Regions from separate parts of the Homo sapiens genome. Here regions 1, 2 and 3 are each linked to region 4. A link is a loop called in an ENCODE intact Hi-C map of the cell type or tissue named here. Cell type or tissue: B cell. All regions are shown on one strand. Links, peaks and the distances in the headings refer to the core of each region. The heading gives the core; the rest is flanking DNA.

Region 1 (7,882 bases), core at 1,121-6,120, 230 kb after region 4:
ATATAAATGCACAAATATATGCATGAGATCATGTGCACTGCAGCATTGTTAATAATGAAAGATTGAAGCCATCAGCAGGAGGAAAGCTCAATGAATTATATACATATGTCCTATGCAGAAGTCTAAAAAGTGAAGATAGGGCCGGGTGTGGTGGCTCATGCCTGTAATCCCAGCACTTTGGGAGGCCAAGGTGGGTGAATTACTTGAGGTCAGGCATTTGAGACCAGCCTGGCCAACATAGTGAAACCCCACCTCTACTAAAAATATGAAAATTAGCCAGGCGTGATGTCGCACGCCTGTAATCCCAGCTACTCGGGAGGCTGAGGCACGAGAATTGCTTGAACCTGGGAGGCAGAGGTTGCAGTAAGCTGAGATTGGGCCACTGCACTCCAGCCTGAGTGACAGAGGGAGACTCTGTCTCAAAACAACAAACAAAGAAACAAACAAACAAAAAAAAGAAAACATGTTCAGAGATTTGAAGTAACTCACCCCAGGTCACACTGAAATCCATGTGCTAGCAGATAGATGATTTCAGTAAAGTTCAATGTGGTGAGTGCAATGATAGAGATATGCATAGAAAGACCAGGGAGCACACCAGGAGCCAAGCTGGGGCTATAGGAGAGACACACCAAGTTGGGGTACTTTTCTGAAGGCAAGGACATCTGCATTGTCTTGAAGGATGAATAGGACTCGTATAGGTGAAGTACAGGAGGAGGAACAACGGGAGCAAAGGAACGGCAGTCAGGAGTAACATGGACTGTGCCAGAGAGCTTTGAGTGCCTTCGAATTGTTAGAGCAAAAAGTACAAAGGACAGAATGGCCGATGGGGCTGGACAAACTGGCAGGAGCTGCACTGTGAAGGGACTTTCATACCATGTTGAAGAACTTGGGTTTTATCCTGGGGAAATAATGGGGAATCATTAAAAGGATAGTGTAGAAGTGTCCTGGTTCAGTTTGCATTTTGGGTAGCTAAGTCTGAGGGCAGCCTGAAGGGTGGACCTACGGGGAGGAAGCCGAAAGGCAGGGAGACTAGCTAGGCCACCGCAATAGTCCAGGTGAAGAAAAGCATTGGTAGAACTGGTAGAAAAACAGAAGTCATGTTTAGGAGGTAAAATGAATAGCTACTGATGATGGATTGGAGGTGAGACTAGAGGGAAAAACATGTAGCAATAGTCACGGCAACTGAATGTTGATGATACCATGTTTTGCCGTGGGGATACCAGGAGAGGAGGAGGGTTGAAGAGGGGAGAAGATAAGGTGGCCAGTTTGCAACATGTGGCGTTGGACATTCCTGGGAGATATCCTAGTAAAGAGGTACAACTTTTCAGCTACAAACCCAGAAAGCCAACTTCCTTCTGGGCAGCTCCACGGGAAGGCTCCTGGGGGGCTTTCATTCAGTTTGTCCTTATTACACCACCTTACTGCCACCATCTCCACCACAATTCTCCACAACGTTCCTCTTCCTACGTGTGCTACTTTGGAAAGTAGCACCACTGTACACCCAGGCTCCCAGGCCAGAAACCTGGGAGTTCTCCTCTAGCCTGCCACATTTAATGAATCACGACATCCTGTTGAATCTACCATTTAAATAGCTTCCTAAATCTGTCCTCCCTTCCCCATTCCTACTGCCGCTACCTAAATACAGACCCTCAGCTTCTTGCAGCTGACTTTGCGATAGCCTCCTAAAACTGTTCCCTGCACAGAGCTTACCTTTACGCAGCTATGATCAGAAATGTCCTAAAAGTGGCCAGGCGTGGTGGCTCTCACCTCTAATCCCAGCACTTTGGGAGGCCGAGGCAGGCAGATCATTTGAGGTCAGGAGATCGAGACCAGCCTGGCCCAACAGGGTGAAACCCCGTCTCTACTAAAGTACAAAAAATTAGTCGGGCGTGGTGGTGCCCGCCTGTGCTCCCAGCTACTTGAGAGGCTGAGGCAGGGGAATTGCTTGAACCCAGGAGACGGTGATTGCAGTGAGCCAAGATCACCCCACTGTACTTCAGCCTGGCGACAGAGCAAGACTCCATCTCAAAAAATAAATAAATAAAAAATTAGCCGGGTGTGTTGGTGCACACCTATAATCCCAGCTACTTAGGAGGCTGAGGCAGGAGAATGACTTGAACCCAGAGGCAGAGGTTACAGTGAACCGAGATTGCACCACTGCACTCCAGCCTGGGTGACAGAGCAAGACTCTCTCTTAAAAAAAAAAAAAAGAAAGAAAGAAAGAAAGAAAGAAAGAAATGTTCTGAAAGTGATATTTCTAAAGTGTACATCTGATGATAGTGTTTATCTACCCCACTAGAGAATGTTCATTGGTTTCCCATCACTGTGTGGCCAAGCACACACTCCCTATTATGCTTCTCCTGACCTGGCCCCTGCTTACCTCTCCAGACCATTCCGTCACTTTCCTGTCCCACCAGCCCCTTGCACTTAATGTCCCAACAATACCACACTGCTAATAGTGTGCTCTTGCTCACCAGAGCTTCTCAGGGTTCCATGCCTTCATACCTACAGTGCCTTTCCTTTGTAGGTGGGGTTCCCTGGGAAGTGGATTCCTGAACTCTGAGATCGTATACAGGAGAGTGCCAGCAGGAGAGTTCTTGAGAACACCTGTGAGGTGTGAGGGAAGCTGCAATAAGCCGAGAGAGAAACTGAAAAGCAATGCAATGGCAACAGAGGCTTCTGTCCATCCCATGGGGGCTCTCAAGCTGGGATAACTTTGTAACCCCACATCAACCAGTCATTGCCCTAGGGAAAGAGCAACACCTCAGGCAAGGCGGCTTTCTTCCTCCAAAGGCAATTCCTGGAGAGGGACTCAGCTGTGAGTCAACACTTCCACAGCTGGAGAAGTGAGTGGAGCACACCACAGAATTCACTGTACGTATCTCATGGTCTTCAAAACCCAGCTCAGAGTTTACCGGCTGCCTTCCTCACCAACACCCTCTCTCAGGTAATCACTCGCTTCCTTGCAGATGCCTCTCACTGTTGGGAAACTGATATGTTTACATGCCTGTCTCCCATACTCCCTCCCAAGTAGGTGGTGGGGAGGGCCTGATCCTGTATTTCAGAATCCAGAACAGTGCCCGGTATACATTGGCTATTCCATAAAGGCATGCTGCACTGAATAAATTGAAATCAACCAATGAAAGAGGTAGCTACAAGCTTATAAAAGAAGGAGGCTGGAGTTTAATGCTAGAAAGGATAAAAGGGACATAGACAGTAGAGATTCTCACTTGGGAACCACACTGGAGACCCTGCTTGGGAGGCCCAAGAGTCCCAGGTTAGAGCGAATCAAGGCTCTGAGCTTGGGATGTCCAAAGAGGGGCAGGAGCCAGAACAAAACCTGTAACCTATAAATAGCCATAGGTTATAGCTCATGGAGCTGGGAGACAAAGGTAAAACTTCAAGGGGAGAACGGGCTTCTAGGAAAGAGGAAATTCGACAGCTCCCTCTCCTTGCTCCATACCTGCCAGCTGTCACTCAGACTCCTATATTAAAAAGAGCACACACACAAAAAAGTACACAGATATACACGTGTTCAAAAACCACAGAATCAGGTAAGCACGCCCAGATACAGAACACACACATAACACAGACACACAATACATGAAACAGACACAGACCAGAAAAAAATCAATCTGAAAATTATAGGCCATAATATATGTAAATGAACCACCTATGAATTCTAAACTCTGTTTACCCCTAGTCAGCCTTCAAGCCTCCTTCACCTTCCAGAAATCTCTGACAAGTAGAGAATTCCAGATTGCAGAATTGCAATTCCTTCGTCCTTTGTCCCCAGTCAGGTCATTTCTTCTCTTTTTCAGGCTCTCAGCAGCTCCTAGCTAGGGATAGGGAAGAGGGAAAATGTTTCTGCTAGTAGCCAGCAGGGGACAGTGTTCAACAAGCAATAATCAAATCAGCCTTCAACTTGCTGAAGGGAGGGAATGGAGGACGAGGGAACCAGAAAAGGGTCCTCAGACCAACACATTGCTCTGATCACACCCTCGATCCATGTCTCCCTCTTTTTTTTCTGCTTCTTCAGCCCCCTTCTTCTCCTCAGCTGCAGTTTCTCCATCCTTAGTTTAGTAGATCTCATGGATTGTCTATTTGCTCAGAGAAGACTAAGCTCAGGAATTTCCCCCTCAGGGAGAGACATTCCCCTTAGCCTCTTGTCCCTTTCCATTCTGTCTTGGTTCCCAAGGTGGTCAGGACTTCGGAGTTTTCATCTGGACTCCTGACCAATGCTCAGGAACCCACATGAGGGGCTCAGTTCCAGGGCCACCTCTCAGGGGATGCTTGCATCCTGGTGCACAGCTGGTCTAGTAGAAGTGGGGTTGGGTGTCAGGCCCCTGCACTGCCCTTAGCCTGGTGCTTTGTAAAGTGCACAAACTGTATGACAGTACAGTTGACCCTGCTACTTACTGCCCCTGAGATAGCATCTGATGAGCGTTTCCGGTGTTGAACACTTTCACGATGATCTCATTTAATCCTCATCACACCCCGGTGGGTCTTGTTGTCTTTCCTGCTTTCCATATGAAAAAGCTGTTGCTCAGGGAGGGCATGCGGTTTGCTCACTGTGGCACAAAGGGGAAAGGTGGAGACAGAGCAGGGACACGGGACCTCTGGCTGCCGGGTGTGGGCTTTCTCCCCTCTAGCACAGTGTTGCTGCACTGCCACCACTGCCTCCCTTCTTCCACTCCCTCTCAGCCTTTCAGGCTCATCTCTGCTTGCTCCCTTCTCCTCCCTGCGCTGACATCCCAGCACTGTGAGCCTCTTTCTTCTGCCCATAATCCTCATCCAATGAGAGGTCAAAAGCTCAGGAAAGAACACAAGAAGAAAGCAGAAAGATAAAGGAACTGGGTGGTAGAAAGGGCTTTCCAGAAAGAGGAAGAAGCAAAGGCAAAGAAGACAGGGCCTGCACTGGGGGTGGAGAGGGAAGGGAGGTGGGTGGAATGAGGAAGCGGAGCACCCTCCACACTGTGCCCAGACTTGGGAAAGGGCACAGACAGGGCCTCCATTGTGTGGGCACAAAGAGGCCATATGCCTGGCAGCCTATGACAGTGTGTGTGTGTGCGCGTGTGTGTGTGTGTGTGTGTGAGAGAGAGAGAGAGAGAGAGAGAGAGAGAGATTTTAGGCAACCCCCACCCAGCCCCTGGGGCCTTGACTTCTGCTCTGTCACTGGTGATGGGTTTGCTGAGTTACAGGACAGGGCGTTGATGAAGACAGGACTGGAGGGTCAGGCACCTGTGGTCACTAGGACTGGAAGAGGGCATGGACAGCTGGGGGAGCTATGGCCATGCATGGGATACTTGGCAAGGGGAGTAAGGAAGCAGGGGTGAAGTGCAAGAGTCCCATTCTGGGGTCCTCCTAACTGCCCCTCCCCCACCCCACCACCCACGAGTTGGGTTTAGAGGGATGTGGAATGAGGGATGCAGAGCAGATCCTCTTCTAACAATCCCTTTTCCCCATCCTCCCTATCTGCTAGCCCCAAAGCTTTCACTTTCCCCTCAGCCCAGGGACTTCCATCTCCCTGCCCTCTCCCTCCTCCCCCAGTGCCTGGTCCCCTGCTCCCTCCTCTTCCCACTCTCCACCTCCTTCTCCTGTCCTTCCCAGAGTGAGAAGAGCAACAAGAGCGACAGCGGCAGCGAGGCCAATTGATTATCTGAAGAAATTCGGAGCTAGCAGTAGAACAGCTGCAGCTTCCCCCTCTCACCACCTCCAGGCCCTCAGGGATCCCTGAGGGGAGGGGCCCCCTAAGCCCTTCTGCTCTCCAGCCCAGGCAAAGAGACAAGAGAGGGAGGCAGGGAGCCCAGAGGACTGTGGCTGCTGAGCACAGAGAAGCACAAAGCTCTCAGGGCCAGGAATGGAAGACTTGGCTTCTAATCCCAGGCCATCATCATGGGTGAGTCACGTCACCTGTCTGGACAGTAGTTTACCTGCCTTTGAAATAAAGTTGTTGGATTCAGTGATTTCTGTGTTCCCGTCCAACTCTGGCCCTTTGGAGTCCTGAAGTTCTCCCTGATCTCAGTTCAGCCTTCCCTTTTGCCAGGCTCTGGGCAGAGCACATGTCATTTAACTCACATGGGAAGGGGAAGATGTCAAGTCCTCCTGTATGGAAGCTCCTCCCTAGGTCTAACTCAAGCCCTTCATGCTGCTTATGTCATTCTTTGTTCATCAAAGATGAAAACCCATAGCTGGGCATGGTGATTCATGCCTGTAATCCCAGTATTTTAGGAGGCCAAGGCAGCAGGATCACTTCAGGCCAGGAGTTAGAGACCAGTCTGACCAACATGGCGAAAACCCATCTCTACTAAAAACACAAAAATTAGCCGGGCATGACAGCGGGCGCCTGTAGTCCCAGCTACTCAGGAGGCTGAACCACGAGAATGGCTTGAATGGGGAGGTGGATGTTGCAGTGGGCCAAGATCCCGCCACTGCACTCCAGCCTGGGCAATAGAGCAAGACTCTGTCTCAAAAAGATAAAAAGAAAAAAGAAAATATTTCAGGGACTGAAAGTTGTCTCTGCATTTCCCTCCTGCTGTTTGCCTTCAGCCTTCTCGTATGACCTTAAGTTTGGAGAGGATCTTCTAATGAACCTAGCCAGTGTTCCATCTGAGGCAGCAATGTGCTCTATGATTTCTCTGCGTGTGGTTGACTCTCCAGCTTCTCTATTTGGAGTTCTCCTCTTGAGGCAGTCAGTGCCATTGCTGGACAGCTCCAGGTGTTGCAAAATTTTTCTTCAAATTAAAATCTGCTTTCTTCTAACTTCTACTCACGGGTTTTGTTCGGCCTACTGGGGCCCCACAGAATATCCATTTTTGATTCTTCTTTCAATATTTAAAGATGGGTGTCATATTACCCCCAAGTCTACTCTTATCAAGACACATATCCTCAGTTTTTCAACTATTTCTTCTATAAAGTGGTCTCCAGACCTTTTGGTTTCTTCGCCACACAACCCTAAATCCTCTCTAGTTTATCAATGCACCTATGAAAATATGGGGTCCAAAAGAGGGCTAACTGTCAGCCTGGGTCATTTTAGGGAGGCAGAGGGGAGTTGGCAGCATATGGTAGAAAGAACCTGGATTTGGGCCTTAGTTGTGCCCCCAGTTAGCTGTGTGGCCTTGGGTAAGACCCTACCCTTCTCTGAGCTTTAGTGTCCCCATCTATAAATTCATTTGAGGGTCCCTTCAGCACTCTTTTTTTTTTTTTATCCCTGTCCATATTCTTCTCTGAGTCCCAGGCCTGCCATCTGTTTTCCCCAGTATCCTAAGGCTGGGGAACACAAAATAGGCCAAGAACTGAGATTGCAGGGAATTTTGACCCAGCCTAGAGACAATAAAGGGGAAGGCAATGTCTCAGTTTCATACCATAGCTTTTCCCAGCAGCATGGACCCACAGACACATGTTTAACTTGGGTTCCACCGAAATATTCACCTCCTTCTCAGGCCATAGAGAGCAGGAGCGGAAGCACAACATCAGAGAAGTCAGATAGTGTCACTAAATTAGTGCCAAGAAGGGAGTATCTGGCACCCAGATTTTGGTGAGGAGATCTTGGACCTGTATGTTATACTCTCCCCTGCACCTCTTTTCCCTGTGGCCCCTTTTCTCTGTCTTCATTTGTTCCCCAAACTGAGCTCTCCTGACCCCATCAGAAGAGCCTACGAAGCCTAGGACCCTCAATGCCCACCCTACCATAACCTGCAGGCCAGCTTCCTAACCCAATTGAATGAGCCACAACCATACCTGGTGCTAGAACGAGGTCACTTTTATTTTTCTTTTTGTATGAAATTGGGGATGCAACCAGAAGGAATCACACAGAGATATGTGACACAGACCCCTGGGGCCTGCTCTTGGGAGTATCAGGAAGAGGCAAGGGTCACAGGGC
Region 2 (7,882 bases), core at 1,953-6,952, 120 kb after region 4:
TGAGAAGTGGGTATTATTACCTGGTCTTACAGATAAGGAAACTGAGGCTTGGATATAGCAATAATTTGTCCGTGGTCATGTAGCCAGTAAATTACAAAATTCAGGTCTTGACTCCAAATCCAACACTTTTCCCATACATGAATACTCTGTTCTGGCAATATTTCAGTACAGATACTCCACAACTCCTACTCAACTAAGCTCAAAGTACTACTCGGTCTCTTCTAATCAGAGAATTGGAGTCATTCTCTTCCTGGTTGGGTCATCTTTACTTCAAACCTCAGGCCAAGGCTAAGTCAGTGGCCTTTTCTGTCTTGCTCCCATGTTCCCATTGGTTCACAGTTACATCTTACTAGGCAATATTTCCTGGTCTTTGCTCTCAGAAATACCTACATCACATGTCATCTCACATGCCTAGATACGCCGCACTTCTTTGCTCCCCAGAATTGCTTGCTTGCTTTCTCACCTTATTCACTTCTTCCTTCCCCACTTCTTTGGTTCTCAGCATTTTCCTTTCTGTCTTGCTGACCTTCTACATCTGAGTCTCTTTCTCACTATTGGAGCCAGCTTTAGATACAATAGGAACCAGGATCCCCATAGATTCAAATTCCCCAAGGAAGTGATGCTTCCATCTTCCACCCCAATTAGGTAATTCTGATAGCAGAGGAAACAGGACTCTTCCACCTGGTCTCTTGGCTTCTCACATCACTGAGTTGCCCTCAGAGTTCTTGGCTTGGTCTCCAAATTGTCTTTACACAGGGGCAGAGTGCAAGGACTAGAAGGGAACCCAGGGATAAACTGGAGACCAGAAATATAAAATAACCACCCCAAAACTACCCAGCTAGTTGATGGAAACCTCAGTCTCTCCCTTCCCACTTCTTCTGCTGACTATCCTGCCCCATACTGATGTCCCGCATCATTTGGTCATCCCAGACCTTGCTACCATCAATTAGGCAATATAAGCAGAGTCATTTACAGAGTCTACAGACCATAACACACAGCAAAGGTGAAATACAAAACATTGAGGTGAAGGATATTTTTCACAGGGGGTTGAGCCAAGACATTTGTCCTTAATCTGGATCTTTTTTTTTTCTGCAAACAGGACAACTGAGGAACATACAAGTTACCAATCACAGTCAGCTATTTCAGAATATGACCTGTGAGCTCCATCTGACTTGCTCTGTGGAGGATGCAGATGACAATGTCTCATTCAGATGGGAGGCCTTGGGAAACACACTTTCAAGTCAGCCAAACCTCACTGTCTCCTGGGACCCCAGGATTTCCAGTGAACAGGACTACACCTGCATAGCAGAGAATGCTGTCAGTAATTTATCCTTCTCTGTCTCTGCCCAGAAGCTTTGCGAAGGTAACAGCCTGCCTCAGGTCTGAGAGCCTTGAGCAGCTATGGGGTTTAACGCGTCCTCACATCCTACGTAATTTCCAATACAGTGGCCCAGTGGGAGGCAGAAAATGCTGCTGGGAGGGGACAGATGCCCTCTGGAGCTCTGCATCTCTCAGTACTCCCAGAGGACTCTCCTTCCTTCCTCTCCATTCCCCAACCCCTCGTCCAACCTACTCAGAACCCAAAATCAAAGGCCTGGGAATGTAGGATTGCTTTCTCTCCCTAACTCCACTGGGCCCCACCCTCCCCTGCCTGCCACATAGGACTCCCACCCCAGAGCCTCCGGCTATAGACAAACTTACCTAGTCCCCAAAGATGGCCTAGAAGAGGCTCCACGGAGGCTCCAAGAACAGTGGGCCTCACTTGATGTGTCTCAAATGTCATTTCTTTTTTCTCTTTTCAGATGTTAAAATTCAATATACAGATACCAAAATGATTCTGTTTATGGTTTCTGGGATATGCATAGTCTTCGGTTTCATCATACTGCTGTTACTTGTTTTGAGGAAAAGAAGAGGCAGGTTTCCTTTCTTCCTACTTGTCTCTTCTCCAAGGTTCCAGTGATTGAGAGTTTGGGGCCTCTGATTCCCAAGGATCTCTTGTGGAAGACAGGAGGAGGGAGGGAGGCTGCAAACCCTGGCTCAGCTAGTCCACTGAGATAATCCCTGGGTGTGATCTTGCACCTGCTAATATCCTGAGAGAAATGTCCTACTGGGAAAAGTGGGACCCTGTCTCAGGGCTGCTTGCCCTTCCTTTTGGGTCCCCTCCCACCACATCCCAACACTCACGGGGTTAGGGGTGAAATGCCTCTCCCACTGCTGTCACACATTTCAATTTTCTGGTTTTATTTTTCAGATTCCCTATCTTTGTCTACTCAGCGAACACAGGGCCCCGGTGAGCATTCAGACTCTTAACTCTCCATCATAAAGCAGATGGGAAGAGCCAAATGGAAGAGAGAGGGGGATGGCAGAGGGCTGGATAATGACAGAGGAAGGAGTCAGAATGTCATTACTCAGACCACATGCTGTGAGGGGAGATGATCTGTAATCATGGGTCCTACATGGTTCACAGGCATAGGCATGTGAACCAGTCACTCACACAGTTTCTCTTGGTGATATCAGGTTCATTCACCACCCTGCTGATGGAGAAACTAAGTCCCAGTGAAAGGGATCATCCCTTGTCACCCAGCAAGTCCAGGGCACAGGCAGGATTAGAGCATCCAAGGCACAAAACCAAACTGTCTGACTGCATCATTACTGTTCAGCCAGGGTCTGGGCAATGGATAGACACAGTGGAAAGAGAAAACATGATATAGAAACACAAACACAGGCTCTGGACTCAGATTGGCTTTGGGTCTCATTTCATGCATGAGTGATGCATGACATCACTTGCAGAGGAAAAGGCATAAGGTTTGAAGTCAGAAGACGTGCATTTGAGTTGCTGTTTCATCACTGTCTGTATGGCTTTGCACAAGTCAGTTAAGTTTTCTGAGCCTCCAGTTCCTCATCTCCAAAATAATCAAATCCGCTGTAGAGACCTCTGAAAAGCTTAATAATATCCCAAATGTGAAATAACTGGCTCCATTATGTTTGCCAATGAGGTGTCTTTAGCCCTTCCATAGGCAGGGCTATTTGGTCCCAGGAGCTTCCTGACCCACATGTGAAGCCTGAGGGAGACTCTGAAGCTTTAGGGGACCTCAACACCACCTTCTACCCCAAGAGATGTGGTCAGAAATAGACCACATGACTGAGAAGGTTCACCCAGAGCTCCAAAGACTGTCAAGAACGAATGATCCCTCAGGAAAGGAGATGCTTCAAACACCTGCCTATCTGGGGACACAGTGTGCTCTGGGGAGGGAGAAGTCCTGGGAGAGAAGTCCCAGAGTCCTTGTGCCATTGACTGTGCCTTCCTATGTTAACAGCAGAGTCCGCAAGGAACCTAGAGTATGTTTCAGTGTCTCCAACGAACAACACTGTGTATGCTTCAGTCACTCATTCAAACAGGGTGAGTCTTTTCAGCTTTATATGCCATTGTTGTCAGTTTTACAGCCATTGTTCACAAACTTGTCACCATAACCATCTGACTGAACAAATGACCACTGAGGGGAGGAGAAGACAGCCACAGCGACAGGGGCTGCAAAGTTATGCGCTAGACCACTCTGGTGTCTGCCTTTCTCACCCTTAAGGGAATGTTTATTCATACCCTGCCTTACACAGTTCTCCAACCGCTTGATGCATCAGTAAGTCTTGTCCCTTCAGCTTAATTACAAGCTGACTGAAAGTACAAATTATGTCTTCCTCTCTCTTGCCCTATATCCTAGCATAATGATCAGTAAATACTTGCTGAATGGGTCAGAGTTCCACTAAGTTTGAAAGTTTCCTATGGACGTAGTTCCATAGCAGGTGGCTGACTTCTCACTCTGCATGTAGGGGTCTTAGGGGAGTTCAGAAGTAGTCTCTCAAGAGGGGAAGGGGGCACAGTAGAGGCCACTAAACCATGAGCAATGGTTCACCCCTCCCCTCTCATCTAGCAGCATAACAGGATGGCTGGTCAAGCATCAGCAACTCATCTGTCATGTATCAGCAACTCCCCACCACCCCTAAATAAAGGACCTGCAGGTGGCACATCTCTAAATAATACCATACATTTTGAGAGGCCAGTTTTCTGAAAAATAAGCCAGGAAAGCTTAGCATTTTCAAAATGATGTAAGCAATGATCTAGCTAGAAATCTTGGATTCCCTTCACCTATATTTGCAAAGTATGATCCTTGATGACAGGAAGCAAGAAGGGGTACTCTCACTTGCTCAGACATTTCTTTTGCCTTTGCAAATTCCTCCTGAAAACAAGTCAACTCACACTCTGACAAATCAAAAAACTAATTTCCCACAAATTGGTTAGCTTTCTCTTTAGCAAAAAGAAAAAAAAAATGTGCTTTGGAGAGTTTGAGGTTTTTTTGTTTTTTGTTGGTTTGTTTTTTGTTTTTTGGTTTTTTTTTTTTTTTGAGACAGAGTGTCACTCTGTCACCAAGGGCTGAGTGCAGTAGCACAATCACAGCTCACTGCAGCCTCAACCTCCTCATGCTCAGGTGATCCTTTTACCTTGGCCTCCCAAGTAGCTGCGACTACAGGCGAGCACCATCACATCAGGATAATTTTTCTACTTTTTGTAGAGACGGGGTTTCACCATGTTGCCCAGGCTGGTCTCAAACTTCTGCGCTCAAGTGATCCGCCTGCCTCGTCCTCCCAAAGTGTTGGGTTTACAGGCATGAGCCACTGTGCCCAGTAGAGATCTTGATAATTCTCTAAATACTTCTTCATTAATTTAAAGTGTCAAAATCTTTGAGTAGGTTCTTTGAGGGCCGTAGGGACTTCTGCTATTATTTCTGTAATGTGCATTCCAGGCAGAGCCATTCTTAAGGCCAAGTGTTCCTATTCTACCAATTCCCCATGCTTGAGAAGACCCCAATGACATGATGACAAGGCAGTTAGAATTATAGCAAAAGATGGAGCAGGCAAAATGGGTAGTTTCAGTCATAGCTAGTAAAAATTTGAGACAAAACATATAATAAACTATCTGGTATATAAGTTTTTTCTTAAAAATGGAGGAAGGAAAGTAGAGCTGGACAAAGGACAAGAATACTTCCTTCCCTTCATACAGCAAGGCTGCCTTTCTCTGGCTCTTGAGCCCATTGGTTTGCTGCAGTGTTGCTGTTCTGTTTGGGGCTCAGGAAATGCCACTAAATCCTCACAAGTTTGATAGCTAGTCGTGCTTGGTCTTCCACTGAACATTCCCCAGCCTTCCTCTGGAAGAACTTTGACATATTCTCTTTTTTGTCACACAGTCTTTCCTAAGAATATATCTATGCATTAATCTCTTTGTCTCTGTGTAAGCCAAATTGGTATGATTCTTTTTACAGGAAACAGAAATCTGGACACCTAGAGAAAATGATACTATCACAATTTACTCCACAATTAATCATTCCAAAGAGGTAAGCCCACGATTGCTCCATGTTTTTATATTCTTACCTCTCTCCACAGACCTATGATTTTTCAAATAAAGTAAAAATAAAAGGGTCATTTTACAGATGCACAAACAGCAGCAGCATGCGGAAAGTCTCAGGACATCACCAAAACATAATCAAGAAGTTATTTTGTATTAGGATCACCATGCATAACTGAGTTTTCAATTACATGTTTTTAAATTTAATCCTGCCCTATGCTATCAATATCTCTATTATCTGCCTCTCTGTAGTCTCCAGTCCTCTCTCTGTAGTTATGAGGGGTGGGCTGAGGTTCCAGTTCCAATTAACCTACCTCATCTTCCTCTTTTTCCCACAGAGTAAACCCACTTTTTCCAGGGCAACTGCCCTTGACAATGTCGTGTAAGTTGCTGAAAGGCCTCAGAGGAATTCGGGAATGACACGTCTTCTGATCCCATGAGACAGAACAAAGAACAGGAAGCTTGGTTCCTGTTGTTCCTGGCAACAGAATTTGAATATCTAGGATAGGATGATCACCTCCAGTCCTTCGGACTTAAACCTGCCTACCTGAGTCAAACACCTAAGGATAACATCATTTCCAGCATGTGGTTCAAATAATATTTTCCAATCCACTTCAGGCCAAAACATGCTAAAGATAACACACCAGCACATTGACTCTCTCTTTGATAACTAAGCAAATGGAATTATGGTTGACAGAGAGTTTATGATCCAGAAGACAACCACTTCTCTCCTTTTAGAAAGCAGCAGGATTGACTTATTGAGAAATAATGCAGTGTGTTGGTTACATGTGTAGTCTCTGGAGTTGGATGGGCCCATCCTGATACAAGTTGAGCATCCCTTGTCTGAAATGCTTGGGATTAGAAATGTTTCAGATTTCAATTTTTTTTCAGATTTTGGAATATTTGCATTATATTTAGCGGTTGAGTATCCAAATCCAAAAATCCAAAATTCAAAATGCTCCAATAAGCATTTCCCTTGAGTTTCATTGATGTCGATGCAGTGCTCAAAATCTCAGATTTTGGAGCATTTTGGATATTGGATTTTTGGATTTGGGATGCTCAACTTGTACAATGTTTATTAGACACATCTCCTGGGACATACTGCCTAACCTTTTGGAGCCTTAGTCTCCCAGACTGAAAAAGGAAGAGGATGGTATTACATCAGCTCCATTGTTTGAGCCAAGAATCTAAGTCATCCCTGACTCCAGTGTCTTTGTCACCAGGCCCTTTGGACTCTACCTCAGAAATATTTCTTGGACCTTCCACTTCTCCTCCAACTCCTTGACCACCATCCTGTATCCAACCATCACCACCTCTAACCTGAATCCTACCTTAAGATCAGAACAGTTGTCCTCACTTTTGTTCTTGTCCCTCTCCAACCCACTCTCCACAAGATGGCCAGAGTAATGTTTTTAATATAAATTGGATCCTTCAGTTTCCTGCTTAAAACCCTGCAGGTTTCCCAATGCACTCAGAAAGAAATCCAGTTTCCATGGCCCTGGATGGTCTGGCCCACCTCCAGCCTCAGCTAGCATTACCCTTCTGACACTCTCTATGTAGCCTCCCTGATCTTCTTTCAGCTCCTCTATTAAAGGAAAAGTTCTTTATGTTAATTATTTACATCTTCCTGCAGGCCCTTCCTCTGCCTGCTGGGGTCCTCCTATTCTTTAGGTTTAATTTTAAATATGTCACCTCCTAAGAGAAACCTTCCCAGACCACTCTTTCTAAAATGAATCTTCTAGGCTGGGCATGGTGGCTCACACCTGTAATCCCTGTACTTTGGGAGGCCAAGGGGGGAGATCACTTGAGGTCAGGAGTTCAAGACCAGCCTGGCCAACTTGGTGAAACCCCGTCTTTACTAAAAATACAAAAAAATTAGCCAGGCGTGGTGGTGCACCCCTAAAATCCCAGCTACTTGAGAGACTGAGGCAGGAGAATCGCTTGAACCCAGGAGGTGGAGGTTCCAGTGAGCCAAAATCATGCCAATGTATTCCAGTCTGGGTGACAGAGTGAGACTCTGTCTCAAAAAATAAATAAATAAAATAAAATGAAATAGATCTTATTATTCTGTTACACCTTCTATGTCATTTATCATATCATTAAATATTTATTTTTACTTTTTTAACATCTATTTCTCCCACTATACCCTAAGCTCTTCAGAAACAGAGACAATAACTGTTTTGTTTATCACCGTAACCCTAGCACCTAACACAGTATCTAGCATATAGCAAGTGTTCAAAAAAATTTTTTAATAAATAAATGAATATGTAATGGGGTTTTGTGAAAATGAAATAAGACAATACACCTGGAGTCCTTAGCATAGCTCTCAGCCACATAAAGGAGCTCAATAAATGTCAGTCAGCATTGTTGGTATAATTACTGATACAATTAGTATAAATTAATAATAGTAAAAATTAATTATTACTGAATTACACAGAATCATCTCACAAACCTTCAGCACAACAAGACGTGACAGAGATCAGCTCT
Region 3 (7,882 bases), core at 1,226-6,225, 250 kb after region 4:
TCCACAGGGGCTCTCCAGAATGAACACCTACTCAAACTATCTGTGAAGAAAGGCCTCCTGGCCGGGTGCAGTGGCTCACGCCTATAATCCCAGCACTTTGGGAGGCCAAGAAAGGTGGATCACCTGAGGTCAGGAGTTTAAGACTAGCCTGACCAACATGGTGAAACCCATCTCTACTAAAAATAAAAAAAAATTAGCTGGGTGTGGTGACACATGCCTGTAATCCCAGCTACTCGAAAGGCTGAGGCAGGAGAACTGCTTAAACCCAAGGGACGGAGGTTGCAGTAAGCTGAGATTGTGCCATTGCACTCCAGCTTGAGCAACAAGAATGAAACTCCATCTCAAAAAAAAGGCCTCCTAAGGGAACATGCTGGCTGACCAGGGACAGATTTGCAGTAGGCTTTTGCTACAAATGTGGGGCAAATGGGAGATGGAAAGGGCTATATGACACAAGAAAGCAGAGAAAGAAGTCAAACAGATCCCTGCCACCTATGCCCCTGCCCCATCTCACCTCAAGCTCTTTGCTGGCGATGAGAAATATCCGGGCACGGATATCTTTCCAGCGGCTCTCAGTCCATGTAGAGTATTCAGTAGAGCTCCACTGACTCAGTTCAAAGGCAGGAGACAAGGCCCTGGCTAATCGTGCAGTAGAACGCACACACCGGGGGAGTCGGTCCGTCTCATTAGAATGCAAAGGGCCCTGGACCCATGAGTACTCATACAGCTGCACAGAAGATGCGCCACAACACACGGCTAGGGTGATCCTCTTCTCACTCGTTCCCTCTACCCTCTATCAGTGCCATGCTCTAACCAATTGAGCTAACTGGCTGCTGTCCCTTTACCCTTCAGATGGTCCATTTTCACCCAGGCTTTTCAACACCCAATTGCTGAGGACTGCATCTCTCCACCTCTCCATCCCAATCCCCTGGGTCTAACTAGGTCTAGAAGAACCTCCAACTTTCCCAAGGGAAAGGGGCCCCAGGGCACTTCCAACACCCACCACCACTCACATCCTTGTTTTCACTTGGGACTTTACTTGGATCCTGGCACTGCTCTCGGGTGAGGTTGACCACTGTGCCAGTCAAATTTGCCAAGGCATACTGTACAACATAAGTGGTGTTGGTGGGGCTGGAGACAGCGATGTAATGTTGAAGAGGCCCGTCACCTGAGTGCAGACCAAAGGGAAGGGAAGATTTGGTGGGTGGATGGTGGGTGAAATAGGAAAAGCCCAAGATTGGCAGCAGCCAGAAAGAAGGGCAATGGAAAAGGATCCATCAAATATGAGAAGAAAGAAAGGAAAACAGGGGGTAAGAAAAACAGAGAGGAAAAAGAAAAAAAATAATAAAGGTTAAACCAAAAGACTTTTTCTCTATCCCTTTCCTCAGCTAAGGGTCCCATTCCCACACCAGATGCTTACCCAAGTAGGACCTTAGGTCCTGCCTGAGGATAGACTGGAACCATGAGTTGTTGGCTTTAATCAGGAACCCATAGAGCAGGCGGGTAACCTAGGATTGGAACAGTAAAGAGAGAAAACCCTGTGACTTGAAGGGAGCCCAGGGAAAGAATTATCAGTGGAGACCCAGTCATGGGGCAGGAACCAGACTGGCCAGATAGACTGGAGTTGGGAGACAGTAGCTGGCTCATAAGATGCAGATGAGGCCCACCCAAGAGCTCTCTGGGGCATGAGGCATTCTCACCGGCATCAACAGTCATGTGGAATTCCAAGGTTTGGGACACTAGGGCAAGGGAGGATAGGGACAGCTTGCTGTGTAAATAGAAAGAAGGAGCTAGGGCCCATCTGCTTACCGTTTGGGGATCAGCCTGAACTGTGTCGCTGAAGTTGGTTCCTCCTGCAAGCTCATACAGAGCACGTCCCAGCACCGTGGCCACATCTGCCAGGGCCTGTGGTAGGTGAGGAGGGGGCTGAATGGCCCACCTCTCCTATCCTCAAATGCTAGCATCTTCACTGTGTGCCCCAGGCTCCCACCCAGCCTGGCTCAGTGCTACCTTGGCAGTGTCTGTTACAAAGTTCAGGTCCTCTTCAGGGCTCAGCCATTCGGGATAGCTCACATTAATGTTCTCAGCAGTGTCGTAAATACTCTGGTAATATCTGCCAGGAAAGCCGGCATGAGCCTTGGCTACATTTAGCCAGGGCTCTGCCCCTTTCCTCCCTCAAATGCTCCTTATGCAGGGACTCAGTATCTCATTTTCAGCATCAGAAGAAAGGGGTGAGAGACAATCAGGATCCCATATTGCAGAAGGTGTGGAGAACAGGGAGGTAGGAGTGAGGGTGAGGTGGTTAGTGAAAATTAAAGACTTTCCTGACAGACAAGGTAGAAAAGCTGAATGAGCTCAGATCTTTAAACAAAGGAGAGACTCTTCTACATCATTTGGGCTGGAGATATGGGGGATGGCTAAGATGATTTTCAGAGAACTCTGCCATGTATCATGAGATCAGTTGTATAACTGTTCCAATGAACATTTATATTTAGGGTAGCTGGGAGCAGGAGGTGATTAGCAGGTCTTAGGATCAGGTCTGCTCACTGATATATAAGAATACACTGATAAAATCACCATGATGATCCTTATGGAGCCCCAAGGAGATAGATCTTAAAAGAGAGGCTGAGCTCCACAGTCTTTACCATCAGTAAATCCCTGTCCCACACAAAGTCAAGTCAGCTACATAATCAAATCCAAAATGTGTTCAAATGATGAATCTTCACTTGCCCCAAAGTGGTACAAGGATAGCTTTAGAGAAGACAGCTGACCCTAAGTGCTAGGACGGTCACTCCCCTAAATGAATGAGAAGGTGCTACTTGGCTGGGGTCAGAAATAGAGCTCAAGCATTTTCACTACGAAACTCATTTGGCCCTCGGGAAGCTTGGCAATCCAGCCTGAGTAAGAAGTCCCCTGTTATCCAAGGCCTCAAGTTAGGAGCAGTTAAAGGGTAACCCAGAGTTACCCTTTGTATCTCTGGAGCCCCATCAGCTATAGGAGGCACTTTTACCCTCGCACTGAACCATGGCCATCTACCACATGGCAAGAACATGGTACATTTCACAGAGTATGAATACTGTTTCTGGCACCTCTGGGTGAGTTCCAGAGAAGGACTGCTTTCTGTCTTCTAGCCAAAGGGCCCCCACCATCCTTCCCATGCTTGTGTTTGAGATGATGCCCTCTGCTGGCAACCCTGAGGAACTCAGGACCCTGGAGAGCTAGGGAGCAGTGGAACCATAACCAAGGATTGTTGACAGTAAAGGGCTAAGGGTGAGGATGAGTTTCTAAGATGAATATCCAGTCAAACAAATAAGGGTTTCAGTTCAGATGTGAAAACGCCACTGAGCAAAGAATACAGATGGACCTGAAGTTCTGGAGGGGGTAGTGTGGGAAAGCGGAGGGCAGTGACCTTCCTCCCAGACTGCAGAATAGACTCTCTTCAAGAATGAAGAGGGTGCAGGGCCAAGTGATTCTTACTTGTTATGGAAGGCACCAGAGTGGTCAGCCAGAACAACGCCAGAGATGTTTCGAGCTCGAAGAAATCGCTGCAGGGAAGATGGTGGGAGAGGCTGGGACTGATTTGGCCTCCTGAGGATGACAGCAGGGACACCAGCACCACTCTTCTCCAATGTGGCCAGGAGATCCTCCACCTGGGGGGTACGAGGGAGATTAACTGATGGGAGGCTGGGGGATGGGAAGCAGGAGGTCTCTTTTAGGCCTGAAATGCTCTATACTTCAAGTTCCCTGCTTGGGGAGCTACCCTATCTCTAGTAGACCTTTATCCCTCAAGCCTTTTGGGACCAAGGCTCTCTGAATTTCCTGTAGCTTCCACCATTCTTTTTAGAGTTAGAAAATTGGGGCATAAAGAAGAGACCTTTTTTTTCATATTTATAAGTAAATTCTACTGTCTTCAAGACTCTGCTTTATCCTCAGTGGATGCTTCACTTATTATTTATTGTGCAGAATTGAAGGGAGCAAATAATAATAGAAAACTGCGTGCTGAATGCCAAACAGATAACCAATTCTTTAAATGCTACAGGAGTCCAGAGCAGGGATGATGCTGAAGGCTGGAATTGCAGAAAGAGGACCACCTGGAAAAAAGCAGGCCTAAAGGTGGACCTAGAGGGAAGGGAAGGTTTTGAACAAGCAATGAGGAAAGTGGAGGACAAGTTGGGCAGCGAGTGTGACACAGCCAGGACTTGGGTAGAGCAGCCTTGACAATTGGATCCATGGGGCAGCAAGGCAAGAAGGGAGCTAGTCACTCACCTATCCTTAATGGGCAGTGGTAGTCTGCTAGGCAACAAATGATCAGAGAACTACCCAGTCCAGGGAACCAATGGAATGTCACTGAGTTCCTGATTCTTCCCAGCAGCAACAACAGCTGTGGTGTTCATCCTTTGGCCAACACCCAATCCAATCCTGTCTCTTACCCTGTCTCACAGGCCCTGGGGGTTGGTGGAAACAGGGCAGGGGTTGGGGTCTGGATTCTGAGCTGTAGGAATAGGAAATGAGGGGAGATGCTCAGGTTACCTGGTTCCGTACAGACTCATTTTTCTGAGAAACAGGATCTGTGTGCATCCAAAGCTCTAATGAAGTTCTTAAGGCCACCTGGGGGGAGGATGAAGAAACAACACTTAGAATCAGTCTCCTGTTCTGGGCCATGCCTAGGGGATAGAAGTCAAGGGAAGAGGCGGTGGTTCCTGCAGTTAAGACCGCAGAACAACAAAGGAGGAAGATTTAATTAAAAAGGAAGGGGCTGGGGGACATGCCACATACCTGTCCCAGCTCCACAAATGAGTCAACATTCTCTAACTGCACGGGAAACTTGCCCTTCTCCATATCGTAGACCATCCTCGAGCTGCCAATGTAGTCAAAAGTTTCCTGAGAGATGGAGGTAGGTGGGAGGGGGAACAGAGATTCCAAAGGGTTAGGAGAGCCTCGAAGGCGGCCAGATCATCAAAGCTGTAGGTAAGACGACTATCTCAGGTCACCTCAACTGCTAGTCAGCTTACAGTCATGTGACTTTCGGCTTCTCTTGGCCCCACCTCCCAGCTGTGACTATCCCTCATATGTATTACAAGACTTCTGAAGCCCAGAAATGGGGAAAGTAGCCTTAGTAAAGGTCTAAGATGAACATCAGCTATTATGTGTCTGATTCTTAACGGTCCCCCACCTCCAGTGACTCAGCCACAGATGCTGTTCCCTTATTCTGCTGTGGTCCTAGTGATGAGAGTCAGGAGCCTAACGGCTCCTGGATGGAGATAGCAGTAAAGGAGTCCAGAGAATAAAAGTAAAAGGCCGCCTCCAATATATCTTATCAGTGGGGGAAAGAGGGGGCTGGTTACATACCAATTCAGGGTGTAAAAGCTTCCTAAAAAGAAGGAATCTAAGCTTCCTAAAATGGAGGAATCTAAAGGGGAGACACATGTAGACACATCCAGAAGCTCTGTGCTGGTTAACAACTTAGGTCAAGTGCTGAGGTCTTCTCCAACCAGTAGCCACTCTCATCTTTACTATCCTCTTTCTTCCCTGCCATTGCACCCCAGCCAAAGAGCCCTTACCCCTTGAAAGAAGACAAACATGACATTGCGGGGCAGGGTGGTCACATCAGGTGCCTTTTGCAAAGCTTCAGCAGCAGCCAGCTGGGTGACAAAGGAAGCCACTGCGCTTTCAGCCCCTGGGGCCACATTCCAGAAAAAGGAACGACTATCCAGCTAGGTACAACAGAAGAAAAGTCAGGGGATATATACTTTAAAACTGGCCCCAAACCTCCTTTCTTGCTCCAGTCAAGAGAATATACCTGTCCTGTGGCAATGGAGACAACCCAGGAGTCCCACAGCCCAGATTCCTCCCCATTTGAGGCTTCCCAATTTAGCAACTTTGAAATCTGATATGCTAGAGCGGGGCCTACCAGCTCTTTTTGTGCCAGCCCTGCCCATCCTGATCAGAAGCCAACACTCACCCGGGTGGCAGCAACCACAACCCTGTCGTCAGGCTTTAATGTCCCAGTTGTATTTATAGGCTTTAGCATGCTCCACACATTGTAATCAGACAGGGGGTCACAGACGATTTCTAAGCAGGACACAAACAATGAGAGATCAACAAGGCTAAAGGAGAAGGTAGCTATAAAGGCAACATTGGAAATCTCTGACCAGTGCCCCACGGACTCTAAGTCGTTTTCTCTACTTCCAACAGTCCGAGGTTGGCTTCTCTGCCACTATCCACTTTAGGAACAAGCTGCCTAAATTTTTCAGAATTGTTTCTAGTTCTCCCATGCAGAGCTCCTTCATGGTGTCTACTCCTTCCCTATTACAGTCTCTCTAACATTCCCTGGCCTGGTTCCACTCTCCCTCTGCCCCTTATTCCATTACCCTCATGGTTCGGATCTGCCCTACCTGGGTTGATGCTGAAGGTGCTTTGGATGGAGCTGCGCCGCATGCAGGTGGCAGTGCTGATGACAGCATGCATGTGTGAAAAGAGCTGCATGGCACATAGTGGGAAGGTTGGTGCTGAGCCATTCTGACTCAGGTTGTGATCTTGATAGCACTGAAAGGGGAGATGGACCCCACTGAGACAGCTAGTTTGTGGAGGCCCTCCCTTACATCCCAGAAGGAGGAGGGCCCAGTTCCATCCTTTTGGGATGGAGCCACACCCTTTTCGGAGACATTTATCCCTGAGCTATAGTTATCCTAGAACCACCATAGGATCTATAAGGTCAAAGAAAAAAACTCATCAAGAGTTACAAAGGGTTGCAGACTCAGTGGTTTAGCTGGAGATGAAACTATCCCATTCCAGATGGCCTGGCCCAATTTGAAGCTTCAGCCACTGAAAAGATTCAGTGTGGTCTGATACAAAGAGCACCAAACTAGAGATAGGAAATCAGATATGACACAGCTTGGAGATCAACTCACCATACAACTTTGGACAAATCTCTTAACTACTCTATGAGTCAAAATGGAAATACTAGACCAGAATTAAGGCATATTAGAGCTAAAAAGAAGCTCAGAAATTACCAAATTGAATTTCTCAATCTCTAATCCAATGCTTTTTTTTTTAACGATACTAGTGGTTCTTAACCTGGGCTGTGTACCTTGTTTCATATTACTCTTTCAGATATTCTTTATATTTTCTTCTAGTCTAAAAGGCTTTAATGCTGTAATATCAGGTAGGAGCAAAATGTGGGGAAAGAATGTGAGAAGAACTAACGTCTTGGTTCTTTTTGGAGCAACCGTCTTTCAGCAGGTGTACCAGAAGAATGAGCCACCCTCCAAATAGGAGAGCCTATAAAATAATCCTTTTTTTTTTTTTTTTTTTGTGACACAGGGCCTTGCTCTGTCACCCAGGCTGGAGTGCAATGGTGCCATCTCAGCTCACTGAAACCTCTGCCTCCCGGCCTCAAGTGATCCTCCTGTCTCAGCCTCCCGGGTGGCTGGGACTACGTGCACACACCACCACACCTGGCTAGAAAAATAATCTTCTTTCTAACTGGAATTGCTAGGAGCTGGCAGTGTCATTACCTGCTTGATGACTTTGGTTTCATTTTCATCTTCAAGAAGAAAGATGGGGAAACTAAAGTCTTCATAAGCCAAACCATTGCCCAGCGAATTCCACTGTATTTCTCTGCAGTGAGCAAACTCTGGCCCATAGGAATTGGAGTAAACACCTGAAGGGAAGGATGGGGAATAGGGGGACTGGTTACTGGGACACCAAGTACTTAGGAACCAGGTGACGGCAGAAGAATCTTTCAGTTGGGACTAAGAGTTCAAAAGGAGGTGGTGACTCAAAGAAGTAGGCATGAAGTCTATTACCATCCACACTAAAATAGAAAGACAATGGTATCAGGGAGTCTTAGGCTGTAAGATTAGGGATGTGAACACGTGACAAA
Region 4 (7,882 bases), core at 1,037-6,036:
TCAGGATAAAGAGTGAATAGAGGCTGAAGGGTGAATTTCTTATTATACATAAAACACTCTGATATTATTGTATAAAGGAAGCTAAGAATATTATTTTATTTGCAAAACCCAGAAGCTAAAAAGTCAATAAACAGAAAGAATGATTTTGAGATCTCTGAGTTTTGAACAGTGGACTGGAAACCATGTAAGAGCCTTAAAAGTACAGTTCTGTGCAAATGGCATTCAGTTTTAAAGAAAAACGTAGCAAATGTTTGATGGTGCTGTTACAAAGGAGCTTGGAATACTCAGAGGAACTTGTCCCATGGTGATTTTTCACTTCTCAAAATGATGTTTAAATCCCAGTTCTCTGTTGATTCCCTTGAACAACAAACCTGGAACCTCAGCTAAGACTCTCTGTGACCAGATTCTGAACCTCTTATATCCAGGGCTTCAAGGGGTATTGCAGGTCAAGGTCTTTCCTAGGCACTTTCTACTCCCTGCATACCTCTCCTCACACTAAATTTATCCTCTAGTAGAAAATTAAGTTATTTTGGTCTAACAGCTTCAAATCTTTGAATGCTCAATAACTTATTTTGCAAGCTGCAGGCAGAAAGAGACTTTTTAAGTAAAGTCCTTTGTTTTTTCCTATTCTCTGCTTTTAGACAGGCTGTCCTCAATTTAAGCCCTGCTTTTTCTTATTGTTTCTTATATAAACTTGGTAAGTACTGTAAGAAACAGCCACTATCATACCATTGCATAATAAGGAGCACCAACTTCCCAGCTCAAAACTCAGGTCCTTATTGCCTTGTATCTTACCTCCTCTATGAGGTCAATTCACATTGTAAGCCTGTTGCTTAGTGCATCTCGTTTCCTGGTACCAGCTTCTTTAATAGAGTTCTTAGTTGCAATCAACAGAAGCTGGCTTTGGCTTTTTTATGTAGAAAAGGAACCTATTGAAAAGATACTGATTGGTTCCAATAACTGCTAGAAGTTTCTGCAAAACCATGCTTTGAAAGTGAGCAGGAAAAGAAGAGACTAGGCTGTGGCTGGGAGCACAGCCAAAATTACAAAACCAGCCCAGGGATGATGATCCTGTTCATGCACAGCCACTGTCCCCAGCACTAGGCACAGACTCTACCACTGCCTCACTGTCTCTGCTGGACTTGGAAACTTGATATTACTGTTACTGCTGCACTGTCTGCCATGAAAATGAATTCTCCAGGGTCCCTTCTTCATCCTTTCATCTCTAGCTTATAATTCAAAGTCTGGGATTGAGTGGCCAATCCTAGGTCACATGTCCATGTCCTATCTCCAAGGGGGGCTGGGAATTGAATATCTGGCATTTTCCACTTTCACTTCTTATGAATTAAGGAATTCTACAAATAATAGAAGTGGGATTCAGGTGGTAGGCAGACAAAAAAGCCTCACAATTATCCACTACGCCACCCTTGTATAACCTTACCCTCATTCACTGTCTACTCTCAAAACTGTGGAGCTACTAATGAAGATTTGTAAACCCGGGCTTATGAGCACCCATTCCTTTACTACAACTCAGATTGCTCTAGAAGCTCAGTTCCCAGCACTTGGATTTTTCCAGTAGCTGAATTCTACCTGAAGGAAGGGCAGAAACAAAGGGTGAAGAAGAGGCTATCACTTCCAAGTATCCTGCACCCCTGGGCTCAAGACCTCACTGGGGAGGGAGTCTTTTGGGCCACCCACCAAACAGCACTGGCATTATGCCTCTCACCCTAGACCATGGTTACACGTGGTAAAACAACCCCTTCTGGTGATACATTCACAACTCTCTAGTTTCCCCCAAATGGCACTATGGGGAGCGGGAGCTTGCCTTTTCCTCAGACTTAAAACAATAAGTTTTCCCCGTGTTTCCCCTCTAATGCTGTTTTCTTTTGACCAAGCATGTCTGAATTCTAGAGAAGTCAGGAGGAACACACCCATTCTCGGTTTGAAGGGACTGATGTTCTGAAGTACAACTGGGCACAGTCCCAGGCTCTTCAGGACGCTTCCTCCATTCACACAGCGGGGATGTGATTGTTACAGCGGGTGGTGTGTGCTGGCTGAGAAGCCACTGTGAATTGATTCTTCTTCTGAAGTTTATGTTTCTACTTTTTGGAAATGAATAAATTACAGCCAGTCCATCAAGGAAATTGCAATTTTGTCTTGTGTTTCCTAAAGGATTTATAACACAGTAATATGGCATGATGTGTTTCCTGGCCTTATGTCTCCATGCCATAGTTATGAAATGCTGAAGGAGGCAGATTTGATCAGATAGGATGTGAGGTTGTCCCTTTCCTGGAGGTGGACAAGGGTTAGCTTGGCATCCCCTTCACCAAAGGTCAGGAACCACCCTCCACATGGAGAACTGTGTTGAAAGGATTGTTTAATTTTTGTCACTGCCAGAGTAATTCCCTTCCCTGAACTCTGCCAAATTCCCCTTGTGGACAAAATCTAGAGCAGGGTTTCTCAACTGCCACACTATTGACATTTGGGGCTGGATAATTTTTTTGTCATGGGGCTGTCCTGTGCACTGTAGGGTGTTTAACAGCATCCCTGGCCTCGGCCCACTGGGTGTATGGCACATGCCCTGTCCTTGATTGTGACAATCAAGTGTCTCCAAACACTACCAAATGTCCCCTGCTTGGCAAAATCTCCCCCAGTTGAGAACCACTGATCTAGAGATATGCTGGCCCCCTGGTGAGCTCTGAGAAAACTAAATACGCTTCTATATACCAAGAAGTAGATCTGTCAAAGGTGGCCACCTGGTCACTTAAGCATGGCCCAAACCTGCCAGTGACACCCAAGTTTACCTAAATATTAGAATTACCCGGGAAACTTTTTAAAAAATAATGATGACCAAATCTAACCTGAAACCAAAATGAGATCTGGGTTGAGATTTATAGAACTACTTATACCACAGAAAGGATTTCGTGATGAGTTTCACACACCAGCCACAAGAGGGTGATATAGCAACACAATCCACCCAACCTTAGCATCCCCACCACTTCCTTGTATCTAAAGGATGTGGACTTAGTCACAGACTGGATGAAACTGTGTCTGGTTTCTCAGCTCTTACAGGCTGAAAGGAGATAAGGAGGCTAATGTGGATTGATGAAAGGCTCTAAAAGGTTAAGTGTACTAAGTTTATTTCACAGAAGACTTCTAGTTCTACTCAATGCTTCACTCATTCAACAAAGTTATTAAGTTCCTACTAAGTGTTTGGCTTGTCATCCAGCAGGAGATACAAAGAACACAGGCAATTGAAGTATTATAACAGGTAGATCACTATGTGATCTACTGAGAACCATTGGAAAATAAAAGAAGATGCTATTAATAATTACCCTGGGGCAGGGGATGGCAGCTAGGAGGCAGGACTAACTTGCAACTCTCACTCAGATGTGTGGAGACTCACATCATGAACTTTTGTTCCAAGAACCGCTGCAGGAACATACCAGGAAAACTGAAAGAATTCACCAGCCCTTTGAAAGAAGTGGCTTGCCACTGCAAACTCTGTGAAATAGCTGAAAAACTGTGAGTGCCTAAAGTGTGAGAGGGGGAAAGTCTACCTCTGAACACACATCTTCACTGGGGAAACCTGAAAATCCAAATAACAGGAGAAGAATTTAACTTTACCTAGAGCTGAAATGAATTTAGAGAGCCAAGCAAAATACAAAAGTAGAAGAAGCAGTGGGAAGAGCCCTACAGGCACTCCTGGTCCCCCAGGAAGTCCAGGGAAGTCATTTCTGACTTTATCTCACAGGGTTCCTTGGGGAGGGCTGCCAGTGGGATTGGGGAAGGGCCACAGGGAGAAGGAAACTTCCAGCTGAACTTTGTAATAATTTTGACTGAGTACGAATTGTCCTGGTCAGGATCTGTGGAGATGAATAGAAAGTGCAGATATGAGCACAGAAGCCACAGCAGGCAGGGAGGGGTGAGGCCTGAAAGCCCTGCTTGCCTTCTCAGCAGAGAGGCTAGTATCCCAGGGCAACATCCCAGCCCTGCATACCAGAGGCTTGGATATAAATTTGGCTCTTTGGGGAGCATGGCAGGAGTGAGACTGGCCTTGCTGGCTGTGTGGGAGTGGGGAGAGGCCTGTCACCACTGGCTTTCCCCCACTTCCCTGGCTACCTGTACAAAGCAGCAGAGGCAGCCATAATCCCCCTGGGAACATAACTCCATTGGCCTGAGAACCACACCCCCATACCGCACAGTTGCCACAGCAAGCCCTGTCCAAGGATAGTCTGAGCTCAGACATGCTCAACTCTGCCCCCACCTGATGGTCTTTTTCTGCCAGCCCTGGTAGCTGAAGACAAAAGACATAATCTTGTGGGAGCCCTATGGCCCTCCCATCACCTGAGAAACCCAAATACTTATCCAGGTGACCTTAGGGCAAGCTTGTATTCCCCCGTACTGCTGCAGCTGATGCTCTCTTGAAATCGCCACCTTCTGGCTGGAGGCCAATCAAGTCAAGCCATTATAGCAACTCATAACAAAATAGCCCTGCTCCAAGGAAGGAGAAAACAACAGCTAATTCCACCACTTGTAACGTCCTGGCTAACCAGAGGTCCTGAGTCTGTCCATGTGACAACTTCACTGTTAGCATAACCAGCATTTGAGAAAACCTGTGCACTAAACAAAACTACAACCAAGGACTCTCACAGAATCCACTTCACTGCCCTGCTACCTTCACTGGAGTAGGTGCTCGTATCCGTGGTTGAGAGACCTGAAAATAGATCACAACACAGGACTCTTTGCAGACACTCCCCAGTACCAGCCTGGAGCCTGGTAGGTCCACTAGGTGGCTAGACCCAGAAAAGCAATAACAATCACTGCAGTTCAGCTCTTGGGAAGCCCCATCTGTAGGGGAAAGGGGAGAGCACCACATCAAAGGATCACCCTGTGGGACAAAAGAATCTGAACAGCAGCCCTTGAGTCCTAGACCTTTCCTCTGACATAATTGACCCAAATGAGAAAGAACCAGAAAAACAATTCTGGCAATATAATTAAACAAAGTTCTATCACACCACCAAAAGATCACACTAGCTCACCAGTAATGGATTCAAACCAAGAAGAAATCTCTGAATTGCCAGAAAAAGAATTCAGAAGGTTGATTATTAAGCTACTCAAGTAGGCACCAGAGAAAGGTGAAAACCAACTTAAAGAAATTTTTAAAATAATACAAGATATGGACAAAAACACTGTAAAGAAATAGATATTATAAATAAAAAACAATAAGAACTTCTGGAAATAAAAGACATGCTTAGAGAAATGCAAAATACACTGAAAAGTTTTAACAATAGAATGGAACAAGTAGAAGAAAGAACCTCAGAGCTCAAAGACAATGCTATTGAATTAATCCAATCTAACACAGACAAAGAAAAAAGTTTTTTTTAATGAACAAAGCCTCCAGCCAATTTGGGATTATGTTAAATGACCAAACCTAAGAATAATTTGTGTTCCTGAGGAACTCAAAGAACACCCAGGAAATTCATTGCAAAAAGATAATTACCTAAACACACAGGTTTAGGTAATCTAAACCATCAGGTTATCTAAAGTCAAGATGAAGGAATGAATCTTAAGAGCTGTGAGGCAAAAGCATCAGGTATCCTATAAAGGAAAACCTATAAGATTAACAGCAGATTCCTCAGCAGAAATCCTACAAGCTAGAAGGGATTGGGGTCCTATCTTTCATATCCTTAAACTAAGTAATTATCCTTACTTTAGCCTCCTTAAAAGAATAATTATCAGCCAAGAATTTTGTATCTGGCAAAACTAAGCTTCATATATGAAGGGAAGATAAAGTCTTTTTCAGACAAGCAAATGCTGAATGTATCACTACCAAGAGAATTTGCCACTACAAAGTCAGCACTATAAGAACTGCTAAAAGGAATTCTAAATCTTGAAACAAAACCTCAAAATACACCAAAATAGAACCTTCTTAAAACATAAATCTCACAGGACCTATGAAACAATAACACAATGAAAAAAAAAACCAAGCAATTCAGGCAACAACTAGCACAATGAATAGAATAGTACCTCATATCTCAATACTGACATTAAAAGTAAATGGCCTAAATGCTCCACTTACAAGATCCAGAGTGTCAGAATGAATAAGAATTCACCAACCAAGTATCTGCTGTCTTTAAGAGACTTGCCTAACACATAAGGACTAACATAAACTTAAGGTAAAGGGGTGGAAAAATATATTGCATTCAAATGGACACAAAACTGAGCAGGAGTAACTATTCTTATATCAGACCAAACAGACTTTAAAGCAAGAATAGTTTTAAAAGACAAAGAGGGACAATCCATAACAATAAAAGGACTAGTCCAGCAGGAAAATATTACAATCCTAAATATATATGCATCTAACACTGGAGTTCCCAAATTTATAAGACAATCACTGCTAGATGTAAGAAATGAAATAGGAACACAATAATAGTGGGGGGCTTCAATACTGCACTGACAGAACTAGAAAGCATCAAGACAGAAAATAAAGAAACTATACCCTAGAATAAATGGACTTAACAAATACTTACAGCACATTCTACTCAACAACAACAAATATTTACAGCACATTCTACTCAACAGCTGTGAAATATATATTCTACTCATCAGAACATGGAACACAGGCCAAAAATCAAGTCTCGATAAATTTAAGAAAATCAAAGTTATATCAAGTACTCTGTCAGACCACAGTGGAATAAAATTGGAAATCAACTCCAAAAGGAACCCTCAAAACTATGCAAATATATGGAAATTAAATAATCTGCTCCTGAATGATCTTTACATCAGCAATGGAATCAAGATAGAAATTTAAAAGTTCTTTGAAATGAACGATAATAGTGACACAACCTATCAAAACTTCTGGGATACAGCAAAAGCAGTGCAAAGAGAAAAGTTCATAGGATTAAATGCCTACATCAAAAAATCTGAAGGAGTACAAATAGACAATCTAAGGTCACATCTCAAGGAACTAGAGAAGCCTGAACAAACCAAACCCAAACCCAGCAAAAGAAAAGAAACAACCAAGATGAGAGCAGAACTAAATGACATTCAAACAAACAAAAAACAATACCAAAGATAAATGAAACGAAAACCTGGTCCATTGACAAGAGAAAGAAAATGGATAGACCATTAGTGAGATTAACCATGAAAAGAAGAGAGAAGATCCAAATAAGCTCAGTTAGAAACAAAATGGGAGATATTACAACCAATACGACAGAAACACAAAAGACCATTCAAGGCCATTATGAACACCTTTATGTGCACAAACTAGAAAACTGAGAGGAGATAGATAAATTGCTGAAAACATACAGCCCTCCTAGATTAAACCAGGAAGAAATAGAAACTTTGGGCTGGGCGCAGTGGCTCACGTCTGTAATCCCAGGACTTTGGGAGGCCGAGGTGGGCAGATCACGAGGTCAGGAGATCGAAACCATCCTGGCTAACATGGTAAAACCCCATCTCTACTAAAAATACAAAAAATTAGCCAGGAACAGTGGCAGGTGCCTGTAGTCCCAGCTACTCGGAAGGCTGAGGCAGGAGAATGGCGTGAACCAGGGAGGCAGAGCTTGCAGTGAGCCGAGATAGTGACACTGCACTCTGGCCTGGGCGAAAGAGTGAGACTCCTCCTCAAAAAAAAAAAAGAAATAGAAACTTTGAACAGACCAATAACAAGCAGCAAGATAAAAATAATGATAATATAAAAATTGCCAGCAACAAGAAAGTTCAGGACCAGATGGATTCACAGCTGAATTCTATCAGGAATTCAAAGAATTGGTAACAATCTTATTGAAACTATTCCAAAAGACAGAGAAAGAAGGAATCCTTCCTAAATCATTCTATGAAGCCAGTATCACCCTAATACCAAAACCAGGAAAGGACA

The links. Hi-C counts contacts between places; a loop is a spot of excess contacts. Peaks named below come from ENCODE experiments on the same cell type or tissue, not always from the same donor. Only the 100,000 strongest peaks of a DNase experiment are listed, where the experiment ranks them.
Region 1: a loop joins it to region 4, with 11 times the contacts of the local background. A loop is called at or near these places in 5 of 110 quality-filtered maps.
Region 2: it touches region 4 in a loop (2.3-fold over the local background); 13 of 110 quality-filtered maps call a loop at or near these places.
Region 3: it touches region 4 in a loop (15-fold over the local background); 13 of 110 quality-filtered maps call a loop at or near these places.

Annotation. Positions count from the first base shown.
Region 1 is chr1:160,372,706-160,380,587 of GRCh38, reverse strand. LOC105371466 (a long non-coding RNA gene) reads left to right here. Exons shown (of 4, transcript XR_007066686.1): 4 at 2,528-3,173. It overlaps NHLH1 (nescient helix-loop-helix 1), which reads right to left. Exons shown (of 2, transcript NM_005598.4): 2 at 7,742-7,882. Among named protein-coding and RNA genes, the nearest start is that of NHLH1, 9.6 kb to the right of the region's middle. RefSeq lists an enhancer at 4,377-4,426. In B cell, for the core only: CTCF peaks have their summits at 3,681 and 3,881 (motif pointing right); DNase peaks (open chromatin) are centred at 3,887, 4,377 and 4,947; H3K4me3 peaks cover 447 bases; H3K27ac peaks cover 455 bases.
Region 2 is chr1:160,484,606-160,492,487 of GRCh38, reverse strand. It overlaps SLAMF6 (SLAM family member 6), which reads left to right. Exons shown (of 8, transcript NM_001184714.2): 3 at 1,100-1,363; 4 at 1,803-1,913; 5 at 2,252-2,290; 6 at 3,318-3,400; 7 at 5,313-5,384; 8 at 5,734-7,452. The coding sequence ends at 5,781. Among named protein-coding and RNA genes, the nearest start is that of SLAMF6, 35 kb to the left of the region's middle. RefSeq lists enhancers at 911-2,110, 2,849-2,908, 3,019-3,148. In B cell, for the core only: no CTCF peak of the experiment used is centred there; DNase peaks (open chromatin) are centred at 2,777 and 3,947; H3K4me3 peaks cover 1,168 bases; H3K27ac peaks cover 5,000 bases.
Region 3 is chr1:160,349,883-160,357,764 of GRCh38, reverse strand. It overlaps NCSTN (nicastrin), which reads right to left. Exons shown (of 17, transcript NM_015331.3): 5 at 7,515-7,660; 6 at 6,393-6,543; 7 at 5,960-6,069; 8 at 5,559-5,711; 9 at 4,774-4,878; 10 at 4,528-4,605; 11 at 3,475-3,647; 12 at 2,008-2,110; 13 at 1,807-1,902; 14 at 1,418-1,505; 15 at 1,011-1,165; 16 at 512-724. Among named protein-coding and RNA genes, the nearest start is that of NCSTN, 10 kb to the right of the region's middle. In B cell, for the core only: a CTCF peak has its summit at 3,195 (motif pointing left); a DNase peak (open chromatin) is centred at 3,174.
Region 4 is chr1:160,602,368-160,610,249 of GRCh38, reverse strand. It overlaps SLAMF1 (signaling lymphocytic activation molecule family member 1), which reads left to right. Exons shown (of 7, transcript NM_003037.5): 7 at 1-2,144. Among named protein-coding and RNA genes, the nearest start is that of CD84, 27 kb to the right of the region's middle. In B cell, for the core only: CTCF peaks have their summits at 2,732 and 2,941 (motif pointing right); a DNase peak (open chromatin) is centred at 2,979; H3K27ac peaks cover 2,143 bases.